Linked DNA regions of Homo sapiens: region 1 is linked to region 2. Evidence: chromatin loops called from intact Hi-C (ENCODE). Cell type or tissue: heart right ventricle. All regions are shown on one strand.

Region 1 (8,000 bases), 200 kb before region 2:
ATCAACTTTGGTTTTCTTGATTTTTCTCCACTGTTTTTCGATTCTCTATTTCATTTGTCTTCACTCTAATCTTGATTATATCCTTCCTTCTGTGAGCTTTGGGTTTAGTTTGCTCTTCAAGCTCTCTGGTCTTTACTTTTTCCTTTTCTCATTCCTTAAGGTGTAATGTTAGGTTACTGATTTAAGATTTTTTTAATATATGCATTTGCAACTATAATTTTCCCTCTCAGCATTGTTTTTGCTGCATCCCTTAGGTTTTAGCGCGGTGTAAGGTGTGTGTGTGTGTGTGCACGCGCGTGTGTGTGTGCGTGTGTGTGTGTGTGTGTGTGTGTTTCTGCCTTTCTCATGTTACCTCCTAATTTACCTCATGATTTCTCTTTTGACCCATTGGTTTTTTGTTTGTTTGTTTGAGACAGAGTCTTGCTCTGTCACCCATGCTGGAGTGCAGTGGCACAAATTCAGCTCACTACAACCTCCACCTCCCAGGTTCAAGGATTTCTCGTGCCTCAGCCTCCCAGGTAGCTGGGATTACAAGCGTGCGCCAACATGCCCGGCTAAGTTTTGTATTTTTAGTAGAGATGGGGTTTTGCCATGTTGGCCAGGCTGGTCTCAAACTTCTGGCCTCAAGTGATCTGCCTGCCTTAGCTTCCCAAAGTGCTGTGATTACAGGTGTGAGCCACCATGCCTGGCCCCATTGGCTGTTTAATTTTCACATATTTGTGAGTTTTTTTAGTTTTCTATTATTGATTTCTGGTTTCATTCTATGTGATCAGAAAATATTTTTTATATGATTTCAACCTTTTTGAATATATTAAAGCTTATTTTGTGGCTACAAACTTGTTTTGTGGCCTATCTTGGGGAATGTTTCATGTGCACTTGATAAAAATATCTCTTCTTTATTGTGGTATGGAGTGTTCTGTGTATGTCTGCCAGGTATAATTGGCTTACGGTGTTGTTGAAGTCCTGTTTCCTCATTTATCTTCTGTCTAGTGGTTCTGTCTCTTACTGAAAGTGGTGTTTTGAAGTCTCCAAATATTATTATAGAGATATCTATTTCTCCCTTCAATTCTGCCAGTGTTTGCTTCATATATTTTGAAGCTCTGATATTTGGTGCATATATGTTTATAACTGTTACATATTATTGATGAATTTATCCTTTTATTAATACATAATGTACTTTTTAATCTCTTCTAATCGTTTTTGACTTATAGTCTATTTTGTCTGATATTAGTATAGTTACCTCATCTCTCTTTTGTTTACTATTTGTATGGGTTTTTTTTACATCCTTTCATTTTCAACTTCTTTGTGTCTTTAGATCTAAAGTGAGTCTTTTGTAGACAGCACTTAGTTGTATCATATTTTAAAAATCCACTCTGCCAATCTATGCCTTTTGATAGGAAAATTTGGCTGGGTGTGGTGGCTTACACCTGTATTCCCAGCACTTTGGGAGGCTGAGGTAGGCAGATCACCTGAGGTCAGGAGTTTGACACCAGCCTGGCCAACATGGTGAAACCCTGTCTCTACTAAAAAAAAAAAAAAAATACAAAAACCAGCTGGGTGTTGTGGCACATGCCTGTAATCCCAGGAAGAATTGCTTGAACCCAGGAGGCAGAGGTTGCAGTGAGCCGAGATTGGGCCACTGCACTCCAGCTTGGGTGACAGAGCAAGACTCTATCTCAAAAAAAAACAAAAAAAAAAAAACAAAGTTTAACCTATTTGCATTTGAAGTAATTGCTGATAAGGAATGTATTACTACTGCCATTTTGCTATTTGTTTCCTGTATGTCTTGTAGCTTTTTTGACCCTCATTTATTCTATTACTGCCTTCTTTTGTGTTTTGTTGATATTTTATAGTAACACATTTAGAGTCCCTTCTCAGTTTCTTTTGTGTTATATTCTATAAATATTTTCTTTGTGTACATGGGGAAACAGGACAAGCTGCCACAAGTATGTAGGGTGATGCACTTGTTCAGTCCCTGTGGGGGTCCTGTGCCCCATCCTCTCCATGCCCTTCCGTCATCACTCCACCGCTCAGCCTTAAACATCTGCCATTCTAAGAAACATTCTTAATGGAAAAGGTGGTAAAATGATATTTTAATGGTGATTCTGGAAAAAAAAAAGGCAAATGAAAAGCATTTCTAGCCCTCTGGGAGAACTCACTGGTTTATTGTTGGTAGAAGCTTCTTAAGGCCTTGCAGACACACTGTGTCCCATGGTGATCCCAGCACAGGCCACCCTGAGCCCTGTGTCCCTGTATCTGTGCCACTGTGAAGATCTGCAGAGCGCACATCTGGGCATTCTTGATCTCGAACTCCTGAGCTCAAGTGATCCACCCACCTCAGCCTCCCAAAATGTTGGTATTACGGGTGTGAGCCATCACAACTGGTCTGAGCCACCGTGCCTGGCCCTGGGCATTCTGAGCCACCTGTGCCACCTGTACCTTCCCCAGAACTGAGCTATTTCCTGATGGCCCTGCAGGTGGCCCATGAAAAGTAGATTCTTCGCCCCTCTGAGTTTGTTTTCTGTGATAAGCTCTGTGAAAGTGGGTTTCCACCGCAACCCCTCACTTCCATCTTCTGGAGAGGCAGGTTGGCAGGCCAGGGGCAGCTCTCAGCTGGGCAATGCGCACCACACAGGCTGGGATGGCTGTGATTCTGCAGGTTCACCCTCCTGGTGGGAACCCACCTTGGGGGTGATGCCTTCCTGTGGTCAGTGTCAGTACGAGGCTGTCGTCTCTGGTCCCCTTGGGCTGTGCTGGCTCATGACCCTGTGCTATCTGTTTTAGATCAGACCTATTGTGACCGCCTGGTGCAGGACACGCCTTTCCTGACAGGCCATGGGCGCTTGAGTGAGCAGCAGGTGGACAGGATCATCCTCCAGCTGAACCGTTACTACCCACAGATCCTTACCAACAAGGAGGCGGAAAAGGTGCTGAGGAGGTGAGGGGGGTACCCGAGACACTGCTCAGTTTCCCTTCCTTTCTGGGCTGGGAGAAGCTGGTGACCAGCCCTGGGTCATTCTCTCATGGGATGACACACTAGGTATGTCAGGATTCAGAGGTGACACATCTGGACCTGGCTACTAAGGCTGCCTGAGCTACAAACTGGCCCTTTGGGGTGAGCCCAACCAGGCTCGGAACATCAGCTCTCTGTGCCTCGGTTTCTTCATATGTCATTGGGTCTGCTGTCCCCTTCCCGAGTTGCTGGGAGGTTACAGGAGATAACATGTGACAATACATGAAGCACACAACAGTATAAGATACGGAGGGAGGCGAGAAAGAGGGCAGGAGGGAGGGGTGAGGAGGGAGGAGGCAGAGGGAGAGCCGAAGTGGGATGGGGAACAGATAATGGGCCCGGCCCACCCCAGTGCCACAGGGCTTTGCACTCTGCATCTTCCGAAGGTTCAAAGCGGGCAAACAATTGCTTCCTTTTCTCTAATTTCTATATTACTGTACGAGGCTGGAAAGCCCAGCATGTCACAGGTAGGCAGCTGAGCTTCTAGGAAGGCAGATGCTGACTCACCCCACAGCCGCGCCCCAGTCTGCCCCTCTCAGCAGTGCTGAGCGGGCTGGTCCCCTCAGAACCCCAGCCTCCCCCATGTGTGGAGTGGACACCGAGAGCCCCTGCCTGGCAGGTGTGGTGAGGACTGACTGAGCTGAGCCGGGTAAACGCCTGCCCGAGAGCCCTTGTCGCCAGATGGCCCTGCAGCCCTGTGGGCAGCCACGCTCATCACCCCATCTCACAGAGGTGGTCCGAAGGCTCAAGAGGCAGCCACTTGCCCAGGGCCACTCATTTCAGGAGTGTCAGGCCACATCTTGAGTTCATCCTATTATTTGGGAAAGTGCCCAGGGCCAGTGGCTGTCACTCTGTCACATGGCCCTGGCCTCTCAGAGCTGCAGAGCTGGGCACACCAGGGTGGCTCTGCTGGAGATGGCATTTAAGATGCAATTCCTGGGCTCTGTCTTGGGAGGTCTGTTCTGCTCCATCACCCCAGTGCCAGGTGGCCCTGAGGGGACATTGGATGAGAGAGTTAGCCACACCCTGCCGACCCTACCCACATCTGTGGCTCTGGCGCCCCCACTGAGCCACCTGTTCCTTGACAGGTGCCACGTGCAGGGCTATCCTGAGGGTTGGGGCATCTCCTGGAACAATGAGGTTGGCCCACAACAGAACAGGAGTCAACACGGGCCCTGCTACTGGCTCAGGTGCTTCTTCCGTTTTGAAGGTGGTACAGTAATTTTAAAAGTTAGGAGCTCAAATCCAAATCTCTTATTATTGCAATTGAAGTCTAATGCATGTTCACTTTTAAAAAGTTTAGAAAGTTTAAGACGTTTATACAAGAAAAAGCACATATTCCTTCCTCACAGACACCACAGCTCCTGCCACCCATCTGCCTGCCATTTTCACACTGCCATGGTTTAACTCCAGTTCCCTGTGGCCATGTAGAATGATATGCTGCCACCAGGTGGCAGCACCAGGCCACAGACTCCAGGTCCTGGAGGTCAAGGCCCAGTGGCCTGTCCACTGACCTTGAGAACCACACATTTCTCTGTCATACACATCAAAAGAGCCAATACTTCTGTCTTTTTTTTTTTTTCTTTGAGATGGAGTCTCTGTCGCCCAGGCTGGAGTGCAGTGGCATGATCTCGGCTCAGTGCAACCTCTGCCTCCCAGTTTCAAGCAATCCTCTGGCCTCAGCCTCCCAAGAAGCTGGGATTAAACATGCACCATCATGCCCAGTCAATTTTTTGTACTTTTAGTAGAGATGGGGTTTCACCGTGTTGGCCAGGCTGGTGTCAAACTCCTGACCTGGAACTCCTGATCCGCCTGCCTCAGCCTCCCAAAGTGCTGGGATTATAGGCATGAGCCATTGTGCCTGGCTTCAACTTACTTTTTTAAAACTTGAATCACATTCTGTAGACTGAAAAATAACAGAAGTTAGCACTTATACCATCACTTCATTAATTCCCTGTCACAGCCTACCATGAGGGTTCATTATCCCTTTTTTACAAATGAAGAAACCAAGTCTCTGAGGGGTGGAGTAGCTGGCTAAGGTCACACAGGAAGCCACACTATGTCCCAACACTTGGAATGATGTCACCAGCCCTGTGCTTTCTTTTTTTCGAGATGGAGTCTTGCTCTGTCGCCCAGGCTGGAGTGCAGTGGCACGATCTTAGCTCACTGCAAGCTCCGCCTCCCGGGTTCACACCATTCTCCTGCCTCAGCCTCCCGAGTAGCTGGGACTACAGGTGCCCACCACCACACCCGGCTAAGTTTTTTGTATTTTTAATAGAGTCGGGGGTTTCACCGTATTAGCCAGGATGGTCTCGATCTCCTGACCTCGTGATCTGCCTGCCTCAGCCTCCCAAAGTGCTGGGATTACAGGCATGAGCCACCGCACCTTGCCAGCCCCATGCTTTCTTTGTGACCACTCCCAGCCTGTTTCCCAACCTCCCACCCCACAGGGAGTATGAGGAGTAGCAGTGATGCCTGTGACAGAGGCAATGCCAGGCACTATGTGGTGTGGGTAAGGGGCAGGTTGTCACAGGAGCTGCCATCCAGCAGGTGTCCTGACACCCAACAGGGAAGCTGAGGCTGGGGGCCTGACCTTGGTGCCCTGCCCTGACCCACAGCCAGCCCCCCTGGCCTGATCTTCCCTGGCACCCCCTTGTACCCTCAGTTCCGGAACCCCAAGGCATCCTTGCGTGTGCGGCTCTGTGACCTCCTGAGCCACCTGCAGCGGAGCGGTGAGCGGGACTGCCAGGAGTTCTACCGAGCCCTGTATATCCATGCCCAGCCCCTGCACAGCCGCCTGCCCAGCCGCCACGCTCTGCGTAAGTTCCACATCACCAACCATGCATGCTTGGTGCTGGCCCGGGGAGGGCACCCCAGCCTGCCGTTGATGGCATGGATGTCCTCCATGACCACCCAAGTCTGCTGCAGCCCAGGCCTGGCATCCCCTCTCGCCTCAGCCCCTCCCCAGAGGCCACCCTCTGGCCCCGAGGGGAGAGTGTGGCAGGCACAGGCAGTGCAGATGTTGGTCTCTGTCTCCCACTTTCTCCCCCTTCCTCCGTCTCTCTCTCATGGCAGTTTTCACACAGCATGGGGCATCTTATACGTCCACTCTTGCCCTTCCTTTTCTAACCTCATTCCACGGGGATCCCTTCATGTCTGTGTGGACAGCAACCTTGTTCCCACAGCTGCATGGCGCTCCTAGGCGGTCCCAGCTGGAATTACCCAACCCCATGACGGACCCTTTCATTGCAGCGATCTGCACACGTGTGGGTGTTTCCATAGGACATTGTCAGGCACGGATGGCTGGTCCGAAGCACGTGCATTTCAGTTTTGAGGCTCCTGTCCTCAGGCAGTGTGGACTCAGGCCCTGGGAGTCATGTGGATGCCAGTAGCCTGGGCCCACAGAGCTGCTGGGATGTGGGGGGCATATCAAGTTGAAGATGGCAACTCTGATCTGACGCCTCTGTGCTCAGGGCCCCTGGAGGAGGGGCTACTGCCCCTTGGCCCTTAGACAACAGGACAGAGACCAGAGGGACTGGGCGGCTTGTCCCAGGCTACTGGGCTGTGGTCTCTGACCCCCTGGAGGCCTCCCCACGCCTCACAGAACACAGTGCAGACGGTGGGCGGGGAGAGCTCGAGGGGAGGCCCAGCCCTGCAGGTGGGACTGGCTCTCCCTCCCCAGCCACGAGTATGCCACAGGGGGCTTTCAAAACCAGGCAGGGCCAAGCCTTGGCCCCACTGGAGGTAGAGCACCTTCTGTGGCTCCCGGGTGCCTTTAGGCCCGTCCAGGAGTTGGAGCAGAGGAGAAGACCCAGACTGTGCATAGTTCCCTGAGGAGGGCTAGCCTCAGGTGCCACAGCCTGGTTCGGCCTGGCGGCCCCAGGAGGCAGCAGCAACCTTGGGCTTCCTGCGGGGTGACTACCTTGCCCTCCGGCCCTGCCCGTTGACTAACTATGCTCTGTGGTTTTGTTTCCAGAGAACTCAGATTGCACAGAGCTAGACTCGGGCAGCCAGAGCGGCGAGCTGAGTAACAGGGGTAACACCTCCCTGCTGCCCCTCCCTCTCTCTCCCTCTCTCTCCCTCTCTCTTTACCCTCCCCAGGGCTCCATCTCCGCCTCAGGGGCTTCTCCACCCCAAGTCTGGCTCCATTCCTGGCCTTCTGTTGGTGACAGACCCCCCCCCTAAGGTGCTCGTTTGGGGGCTCTTCAGGCAGCACCTCAGCCTGGCACCCCCACTCCCCTGCGCAGCCCCCAGGCCTCAGGACCCCACCCCTCTGAGGCCCAGGGGAGCCCTGTTCACGCTGGTTTCTCCCCAGGACCCATGAGCTTCCTGGCTGGCCTGGGCCTTGCTGTGGGACTGGCCCTGCTCCTGTACTGCTATCCGCCAGGTGGGTGCAAGCGGATCCTCATGGGGCTGGGCCTGCCTCCCCTCTGCCACCAAGCCAGGGCCCCAGACCCTGCCCAATTTGGGACCCCTTGGCCTCTTCGTACCTCGGTGTCCACACTTGTGCAGTGGGATGGTGTCACCTCGCAGGGCTCCTGAGAAAGGGGATGTGAGGAGGCTCCCAGCGTCCACTGGCCCCTGCCACCCTTGGGAACCAGAGAATGATGACCTCTAGCGGGAGGAGGGGTGCAGCCAGGACTCTGGGTGTTACAAAGCCCTGCCACATCTGTGACCTTGAACCATGTGGGGCCCTTGAGCAGGTCACGTGCCCCAGGGCCTTGGGTCTCTCCAGCAGCCACAGGCCTGATGCACAGGAACCTTCCAGGGCCCCTCTACTGGCACCCAGCCTGGCCTGCCCCGTCTCCCTTTTCTGTGATGCCTGAGTTTGTCGTGCTGGGAGGCTTACTGGGTGAGGGGACACAGGCACACATGGCAGGACTCAAAGGCCCGTGGGTCACTCGGGTGGGAGCTGGGGGCTCTGGAATCTGCCCTAATTCTTGTCTTTTCAACTCAAGCCGAGACCATGACCGGGAGGGAGCACCCT
Region 2 (8,000 bases):
CCTGGGCACGGAAAGCATGTGCAGCGGCTGGCCTGCCTTCCGCCCCGGGCACCTCTGCCCAGAAGGACTGGAGCCCTTTGCATTCTTTTCGTCACCTCATTTATTTAATTTTTTTTTTTATGTTGGATGTAGTTTTTTTTTCTGTTGCAATTGTGGCAAATATACATGTCCGCTGTCCCCAGTTCCAGCGACAACAAAAAGACAACCCCAACCTCCTCCAGATGCACAGTGTGTGTCACGCGTGTCTGGACTGTGAAGACATGCACATAGCGAGCCTATACGGTTCTAAAGGTCACTGGAGGGCGTGGTTTCTGTACCAGGGCCAAATCCCAGCACCCAGTACCCTGCACACCCACCGCCCTGTGCCCTGCATGTGGAAATGCTGAGAGAACGTGCTCCAGTTCGGGCCTCCCCAGCCCCTCCCCACTGGAAGGGCAGGTCTGGTCCCCTTTGTCATTGCTCCTCACCCACTGCTGTCTCCAACCCCAAATAGGAGAGTGACGGCCACCTGGGCAGCTCTTCTTTGGAGCATGCATCCTGCTTGGCCGGCTCCTCCTCCTCCTCCAGCCAGTGGGAGCACTTTACTTGCTGTATTTTCCTGTGACCTCCCATGACCGCAGGGATGAAGTCAATGACGCAGTTCCTCCAATTGCTACTAAGCCAAAACCCAGTCCCAGCCTTGCTCAGATCCCCTGGAACACAGTTAGTGCCCAGGAACTCCATCTCCAGGGAAGGCTCTGCCTGCTTGGGGCCATCCCAAAGCACGCAGTTTGTTTTTAACCCTCAGGACGATCGGCCAGTGAACCAAAAGCTGTGAGATTTTTAGGCTTTTGTCTTTTTAACAGGAAAATTAAGCTTTTTCAACAATTGGATTGGATATGCTGGTTTGGGGCACGTGACTTTTTGCTTGTACAATAAAGATACATTGTGCTTGTTGGGAGCCAGAGGCCATGCCTGTGGGAGGCGTCCACTGCCATCCACCCACCCCATCAGAGGTCCATGTGGGTCATCATTCTCCGGGCAGGCAATTCGAGGACACAAGGGCCATGTAGGAATGCCAGGGCCTTCCCAGGGCTTCCCGTTCGCCTGTTTAACAGGCTGCCCTGTTTCGGCCACCATGTCATCTGGGCTGTTGGTCTGGGGGTCTGGGTGGCCTGGTGTCTGGTGAGTTGCTGAGTTGAATCTGGGGAGGAGTGGGCGCCTTCCCCCCCACCCCTGCGTCTCTGGGTCCTCTTATGGCAGCCGGCTGTGGTTCCTTCTCCGCAGCCGGTTCCCGGCCCTGCTGGCCTTGTGCCTCACTTGCTGCTCCTCTTCCGGCTCCTGCATGTGCGGCTCGATCTGGGGCTGTCACTGGGGGCGAGGGCACCTGGGAGACTCAGTGCAGGGTGTTAGTGTCAGGTATGGCGCCTACCCAGGCCCCACTTCCACCCCCATGCTGTGTTTTGTGGTATTGCTTGTTTTCACGGCTTAGCCCCCATCAGGCAAGTCTTAGTCTTAGTCTTTTTGGGCCATAATGTCTCCCCCAGTTCCCCCACACTCTGAAGTTGCTGGCCGGGGAGAGCCCAGGTGGGCCTCTGCCCTGGGCGCCTCTCAAGCCCTGTCTGGATCAGCTCCAGGCCTCCGAAGTCTCTGCCACTCTCCTGGGATGTGGCTGGGACTGGCCCCTCCTGCCTCTGTGCCCCTGGGCTGTGGAGGCTGGACTTCTTGTTGAGCCATCCACTGGCACATCTGCTGCTCATGGGTAAACCCCCAGGGCAGCCCAAAAGAGAAGGGAGAGCTGTGGGGTCTGTGAGGAGACCAAGCACCTCCAGGGGAAAGACTGCAGGGGTGGGCGCAGCCCTGTGAGCGCTGAGAGGCTGAGGACTTGGGCGGAAGCTGTGGGATTGCGCCAGGCTTGGAGGCCAGGAGGGAGGGTTGCAGGCAGGGGTAGTGTGAGCAGATGGGCTAGGAAGACGCTGAGGTCGGTGTATGGAAGACACCGAGGGGTCGGGGGTCGCGCTGCAAGTAGAGGAGGAGCAGGGTGGATGCCAAGGTGCGGCTAGTGGGGGGCAGCCGGCGCAGCCAGCCCAGCCTTTGCTCCCTAGGGCCTGGGGAGAGCTTTCAGCTCACTGCCCTGGTGTGGGGCACTCCCACTTCCTGGAAGAGAAACAGTTCCAGGAAAACAAAATGTGTTAAATTTTGAAATATAGAAGGATCCTGGCCTCTGTGAAGGTCAGAGAAGATGAAACGGCCCCAGGCAGGGTGGGTTGAGGCCAGGCCAGAGGATGGGCTGCGGGTGCCCAGGTGGCTGTGCCCAGGGATAGAGCAGGGCAGTGCAGCAGGCACCTCCAGAGGCCCGAGCTGACTCAAGGTGCAGGACAGGGAATAAAGCAGTGGAGGCTGGGAGCAGCAGGTGGACAGACCCCTAGGGAGTGCAAGGCCCTGCTTAGAACCCCTGTGAGCTGGGCCCCTTGGCATAGACTTCTCACCCAGCTTGCAGATGCCCCCTTGTGGTCAGCAGTTGCTGTGGGGAGCTCACATGACCCAGTGCCCCAGAGCAGTCTCCCTTTTTTTTTTTGAGACAAAGTCTGGCTCTGTTACCCAGACTGGAGTGCAGCGGCAAGATCTCAGCTCACTGCAACCTCCGCTTCCCTGACTCAAGCAATCTTCCCACCTCAGCCTCCCAAGTAGCTGGGACCACAGGTCTGCACCACCACACCCAGCTACTTTTTTGTATTTTTAGTAGAGACAGGGTCTCACCATGTTGCCTAGGCTGGTCTAGACCTCCTGGGCTCAAGCAGTCCACCCACGTTGGCCTCCCAAAGTGCTGGGATTACAGGTGGGAGCCACCACACCTGGCCCAGTGCATTCTAAGGGATGTTGGCCTTGGAGCCAGGGAGGAGGGTCAGGTGCAGATGCTGAGATGGCACCTCTGGTCGTGGTTCTGTTGGTTCTGCTTGTCAGAAGCTGGGGTCCTTCTGGATCTTCCCACCTGACCGGGCATGTTCTGGCACCCTGTGGGCCTTTCTCTCTGCACGCTGGTATCTCTTTGGGTTTTCTCCACATTGGCTGTTGGCTGCAGCATGTTTGGCTCAGGGACCCTCCGGTGTCACTGCACGATGCCTTCTAGGCCTTCTCCCACCGTGGAATGCTTTCATCCCTCCCGGTGGGGAGAGAGTGCATGCTCAGCGAGGCTCTTTGCAGCAGGTGTTCAGGAGGCCTCGGGGTGGAGGGCATCCAGAGAGGAGGGCCCCCACCCTGCACTGCGCCCACCAGGCCCTGACCTCTGCAGCCAGGGTGGTCAGTGCTGCGTACCACTGTGGGCTGTCTGTGGAGCAGGCCTGTGTGCAATGGGGCCTAGTGCAATGTGGGGTCATTTAGCTCAAGGCAACATGAAAACAGCCCCAGGTCTCCCTGGGCAGAGCCAAGGCAGATCCTGCTTCCCAATGCATGCTTTGTGGACAGTTTTTGGCTCAAGAACATGGTTGTTCAATACGTAGACACCTTAAAAGGGGTTTTGTCCCTGGATGCCCATTTTTCTCCTGTGCCAGAAAAGGGAGCCAGTGCTGACCATGGCGGGGGCTGACCCACCTGAGGGTGCGCGGGAAGTTGTGGGGGACTGAGGTGAAGCCGCCAGGGCACCCATGATGGGAGGTGGGCTGCCCCAGCTGTCCCGTGGGCTCCTGGGCAGTATTGAGCCCTGTGAGGTGAAAAGCGAATGTGGGGATTGCTCAGGGGCTGACCACTTTTTAGTCCCCCTGTCCCAGGCACACACCCTCAGTTTGAATCCTTCTTGGTTGAGATGTCTTCTTGGCCACAGGCTGAGGGTCTGGATGGGGCAGGTGCTCGGGCTACCCAGAGGGCAGGGCCGTTGACCCAAGAGCAGGCTGTTTTTGTGCCATGGCTGGAGTGGGGAGGGAGCCTCCACTTGCGCCTGGGGGGCTTCAGCTGATGTCGGCTGCACAAAAGCAGGAGATGCCAAGTCCAAGAGCCGGCCCTCCTGTCGTCCTGTGTGCTGCCACTTTTACATTCTGGGAAGAAAGCAGCGGATCCCCCAACAGCTGGGATGAGGCTGCCAAGCCCCCGCCCCAGCACCACTGAGCAGTCCAGGGCCTTGGCGCCGCCTCTTCCTGGGCCTGGCTGGGGATGGAAGCCCCACAGGGAGACCGAGGTGGGCCTGGCGTCAATTGGCAGCCTCCTGAAAGTTTCCTTTGTTCTCCCGTTGCTGCCTTATGGACAGGAGGTGGGGGTGCTTTTCCTGGCACAGAGCGAGTGGCAGGGGGCCAGGTGGGGGCTGTCTTTGGGTGCCATCTGCATGGTGGGCAAGTGAGGGGCAGGGCCCAATCGAGGCCGAGGCTCTGGAGAGGTGGACTAAGGAGCCACCTAAGGACGGGCAGGGCTGTCCAGAGTGTGGGGAGGTCTCTGCCCCAGCCCAGTTGTCTGCAGTGAGTGGCGTCCGACAGCATGGCCTTGAAAGACTGGCACCCATCAGTTTGTCTGGAGGTCTAGGAGCCGTCTGCACACTGGTCACTGGGGCCCAAGTTTAGGAGGGGCCCAAGTTTAGGAAGGGCCCGTGGAGGCCTCCGTGGGCCAGGGTTGCTCCCTGGCTCTGAGCAGGTGCCGTGTCCTCCAGACACTCCAGACCCCAGGTTCCCAGGACAGTGAGTGAGTCCCAGCTCTGATCGCAGGTCCAGGCTCCCTCTGGTGGTTCCCAGCCGGCAGCCGGCCTGTTTGATGGTGTTCTTCCCAGCATGGCAACAGCCAGGAATTAGCACTGAATGTAGAGTTCCAGCCACACCAAGAGCTGCCAGATAGACACAGAGCAGCTTTTTGAAGCACCTGGCTTAGGACTGTCTACATGGGACCATGGGCCACAGCCCCCGACAAAGCCTGCCAGGGAAATTGGTGCTCACCCAGTGCCCCTACATATTGGATCCTAGCCTAGCCTGCATCACAGACTTCAGGGGCCCCTCCTGCACTACAGAAAACCAGCCATACCTCCCCTGTAAACTTGAGTGAGCCATTGAGGGGATATCAGCTCTGTGTTCCTGGCAGGGTTTCATCTCAGAACAGAGCAGCCAGGGAACAGCCCTTCGGAGCTGCTCACCCAGAGCCCACTGGTCTGGATCCCTCCCGCTGGGCTCCCTCCTTTTTATTAGAACAGTAAAGTCTGCAACAGAACACCACCTCACCTTTCCCCACACTAGCTCAGGAACAGACAGAATGGACTAAAAATAGTTGAGCTAGGTTTCCAAGTCCAGGATGCACAACTCAGGCCGAGCTTGGGCCAAGGAGCTGGACGACAAGTTGCCCGCTGTCCCCCGAGGCAGGAGGCATGAGCCCTTCTGGAGAAGGAAGGCAGACGTTGCCAGGTTTTCTGAGTCCCTGCAAGATCAGAGTCGCTCCTTTTTAGGTCTCCCGGGAACAGCGCTGAGGAGCGTGTTCCTGCTGCGGAGGGAGTGTGCTCCTGGCAAGGGGCCGTGGGCTGGAGTGTAGACAGAGCCTCTGTGCTAGTGAGGCTTTGCCGAGTGACCTTGGGGAAGTCTGAGCCTGTGCTTGCCCGTCCCAGCTCTGCCTGCCTATAGGATAAGCAGGGATGGCCGTGCCTTCCGGCCCAGCCTGCCCTGGGGACCTTGTCCCCACCAGGCTGGGCACTGACTGGCTAGGACATTGCATTCAGTGTATACCAGGTGCCCTCTGGGTAGTTGGGACCAGTCGGTTTAGTGGTGGTCCCAGTTAGAAGGAGGCCAGAAATGTTCCAGGCTGAGGCCTTGCCCTACCCCTTGTGGATACTGACTTGTTAATGAGGCGGTAGTGTCCCCAGACATTGAGGTCAGCCCCTAGATAGAAACCCTCGAGTCCCCTACTCAACACTTGCCGCTGACCTCATCTGAGGCAGCCATCTGAGATCCAGACTTGGCCTCCAACCTGCAAAACAATGTATCTTTTTGCACTTGGAAAACCTCCGATGGGCTTCGGCGGCCAAGCCCAGCTGTGCCCAGCTCCATTCCAGAGCTCCCGTGGCCGACTCAGCAGGGTGTCCTGCCTCCATCAGTGGGGCTCCCAGAAGCCTGATGTTTGAAAGCCAAGCGGTGTGCTTTGCTTTTTTCTTTTTTCTTTTCTTTTTTCTTTCTCTTTTACTTTTCTTAGAATATGCTTCTAGAGACAAACACTTCTCCCTGAAGCTTAGGGGCTTGGCCCTGGCACCTCTGCCCCCTCGGCGAAGCTCGTGGGAGCCTGCACCCTCTCTCCAGGGGCTGCCCCGTTTCCCCCGGCCGGGTCGGCCCTCTCTCTGAACTGCTGCCTGTGTCTGCCCCTCCCTGCACACTGACGACTTTTGCTTAGTGTGGTAGCGTGTCCCAGTGTGTGCTGTTCTGCCTAACCCTGTGGTCTTGTGTCGTTTCTTTTTCCCTTGCAGGGTCTGCCCTGAAGCGTCTCTGCCTAGGCAAAGAACACAGCAGTAGTAATTATCCGGGTTTTTTCCCCTTTGTCCTCTCTCATCGCATGGGCTTTCTCGTGGCTAGCGCACATCAGGGTTCCCGCGGCCGGGCGGGCGTGGGCCTGCCCTGTGCCTGCCCCGCGCCTGCTCCATGCCTCTCGGCCGGGCACTGCTTCGCTTCTGCCTGGCGGGATCGCTGTCCTCGGCTCCCCCGTGTGTCTCGTGGCGCCTAGAGTTTGTGCGGTCTCGCCAGTTCACATCTAACGGGCTTATCCTTCCCCGGAACACCCGCAAATTGCCGATCATTAATTGGCTCCTTTTCCAAAACCGTAGGAATGAGTATTTCCTTGAAGTCCTAAAGATGAGTGCCTCCCCACGAGGAGAGATGCCAGGACTGAGTGGGTATTAGTCTCCTTGGGCCACTCACCTCTCTCTCTCTCTCATCTCTCTCTCTCGAAAAAATATTTTTTTTCTTTTCTGGCTGAACTTTTCATGTAGGAATAGCTCCATGTGTGTCAAATCTCATCACTAATTTTTAATTGTCTGTGTCTGTGCTTTTTCATTGCTAGCCACTAAAGTCCACTACATTTTGGGACAGCTTGTTTGAAGAGATGGTCATTAGATTGTTTCTCTATGCAGAAAATTTTTGAATTGGCTTATTCAAAATTGCCAACGAGAAATTACATGTGTTGCCTGGAAAGGGTATGATTTAAAATTTTTAAAGTCTCATTTTAGTCCCTTAAAAAACACTTTGAATGAAGCAGCCGAGTGCTCTGGTGTGCTAATGGTCAGCAGAGCGGCTCCCAGCTCCCTCCTGCAGCAGGGCGTTTGGCCGCAGCCCATGGCAGGAGCTGGTGGGGCCGCGTCAGGCAGCCCCAGGCATGGGTACCCTTTATGAATACCTTCCTCGAATGCGAATGCGCTGGTCAGGACAATTTCTATGTCTGGAATTCCAAACAACCAGACCATTAAAATTCATGGGAATGCAAGTCAGGCAGCCCTGGCAGGCATTTTCCCGTGGGCCAGGGGGCTGCCTGCAGGCCAGCCCGCCGTGTGTGCTGAGCGCTCTGCACACGGTACTCCACCGCCCCGCGTCCTCATGTTACGGCTGAGGATGCACAGGCCAGAGAGAGCCCGAGGAACCTGACTCTAGGCACCATGACTCCGAAGCCCAGTGTGTCTGGCTGTGCCAGGAGTTTCCTGAGCTCTCTCACACGTGAGTCTGGGGATGGGCAGCGGTGGGCACAGAGTGGATGCTGAGCAGAGGCTGCCGGCTGCTGCAGAGTCCTGTCCCCTGGCCTGGCTTCTGAGGTGGGTGATGGCCACCTGGCACAGCCCATGGAAATGCCCCACCATGTCTGACCCTGGGCAGCCAGGCCCCTTAATCCGACCGCCTCTTGAAGCAAGGTGCTGCCTGGCCCAAGTGAGACCATTGTCTCAGCTGTCACGTAAGAATGAATGCGGCCAGCCCACTGGGGGCCTGGGTGCGTGTGTGGCGTCACCAATCCTGGCCTGTGTGTGACTCCCCAGGGTCCTCCACCAGCAGCCTGGCCCCAGGCCCTGAGCCAGGCCCCCAGCCCGC

What was found. Peaks named below come from ENCODE experiments on the same cell type or tissue, not always from the same donor. Only the 100,000 strongest peaks of a DNase experiment are listed, where the experiment ranks them.
Region 1: a loop joins it to region 2, with 4 times the contacts of the local background. A loop is called at or near these places in 53 of 110 quality-filtered maps.

The regions. Positions count from the first base shown.
Region 1 is chr9:93,104,890-93,112,889 of GRCh38, forward strand. CARD19 (caspase recruitment domain family member 19) reads left to right here. Exons shown (of 6, transcript NM_032310.5): 2 at 2,785-2,927; 3 at 5,679-5,832; 4 at 6,990-7,049; 5 at 7,329-7,400. Among named protein-coding and RNA genes, the nearest start is that of CARD19, 13 kb to the left of the region's middle. RefSeq lists enhancers at 2,616-3,116, 3,544-3,693. In heart right ventricle, CTCF peaks have their summits at 4,464 (motif pointing right) and 4,680; a DNase peak (open chromatin) is centred at 4,462; H3K27ac peaks cover 1,008 bases.
Region 2 is chr9:93,300,380-93,308,379 of GRCh38, forward strand. WNK2 (WNK lysine deficient protein kinase 2) reads left to right here. Exons shown (of 30, transcript NM_006648.4): 27 at 6,398-6,442; 28 at 7,949-8,000. Among named protein-coding and RNA genes, the nearest start is that of WNK2, 120 kb to the left of the region's middle. RefSeq lists enhancers at 822-1,734, 5,990-6,894. In heart right ventricle, CTCF peaks have their summits at 2,481 (motif pointing left) and 4,677 (motif pointing left); DNase peaks (open chromatin) are centred at 562, 2,462, 4,692, 5,442 and 2 weaker places; H3K27ac peaks cover 2,836 bases.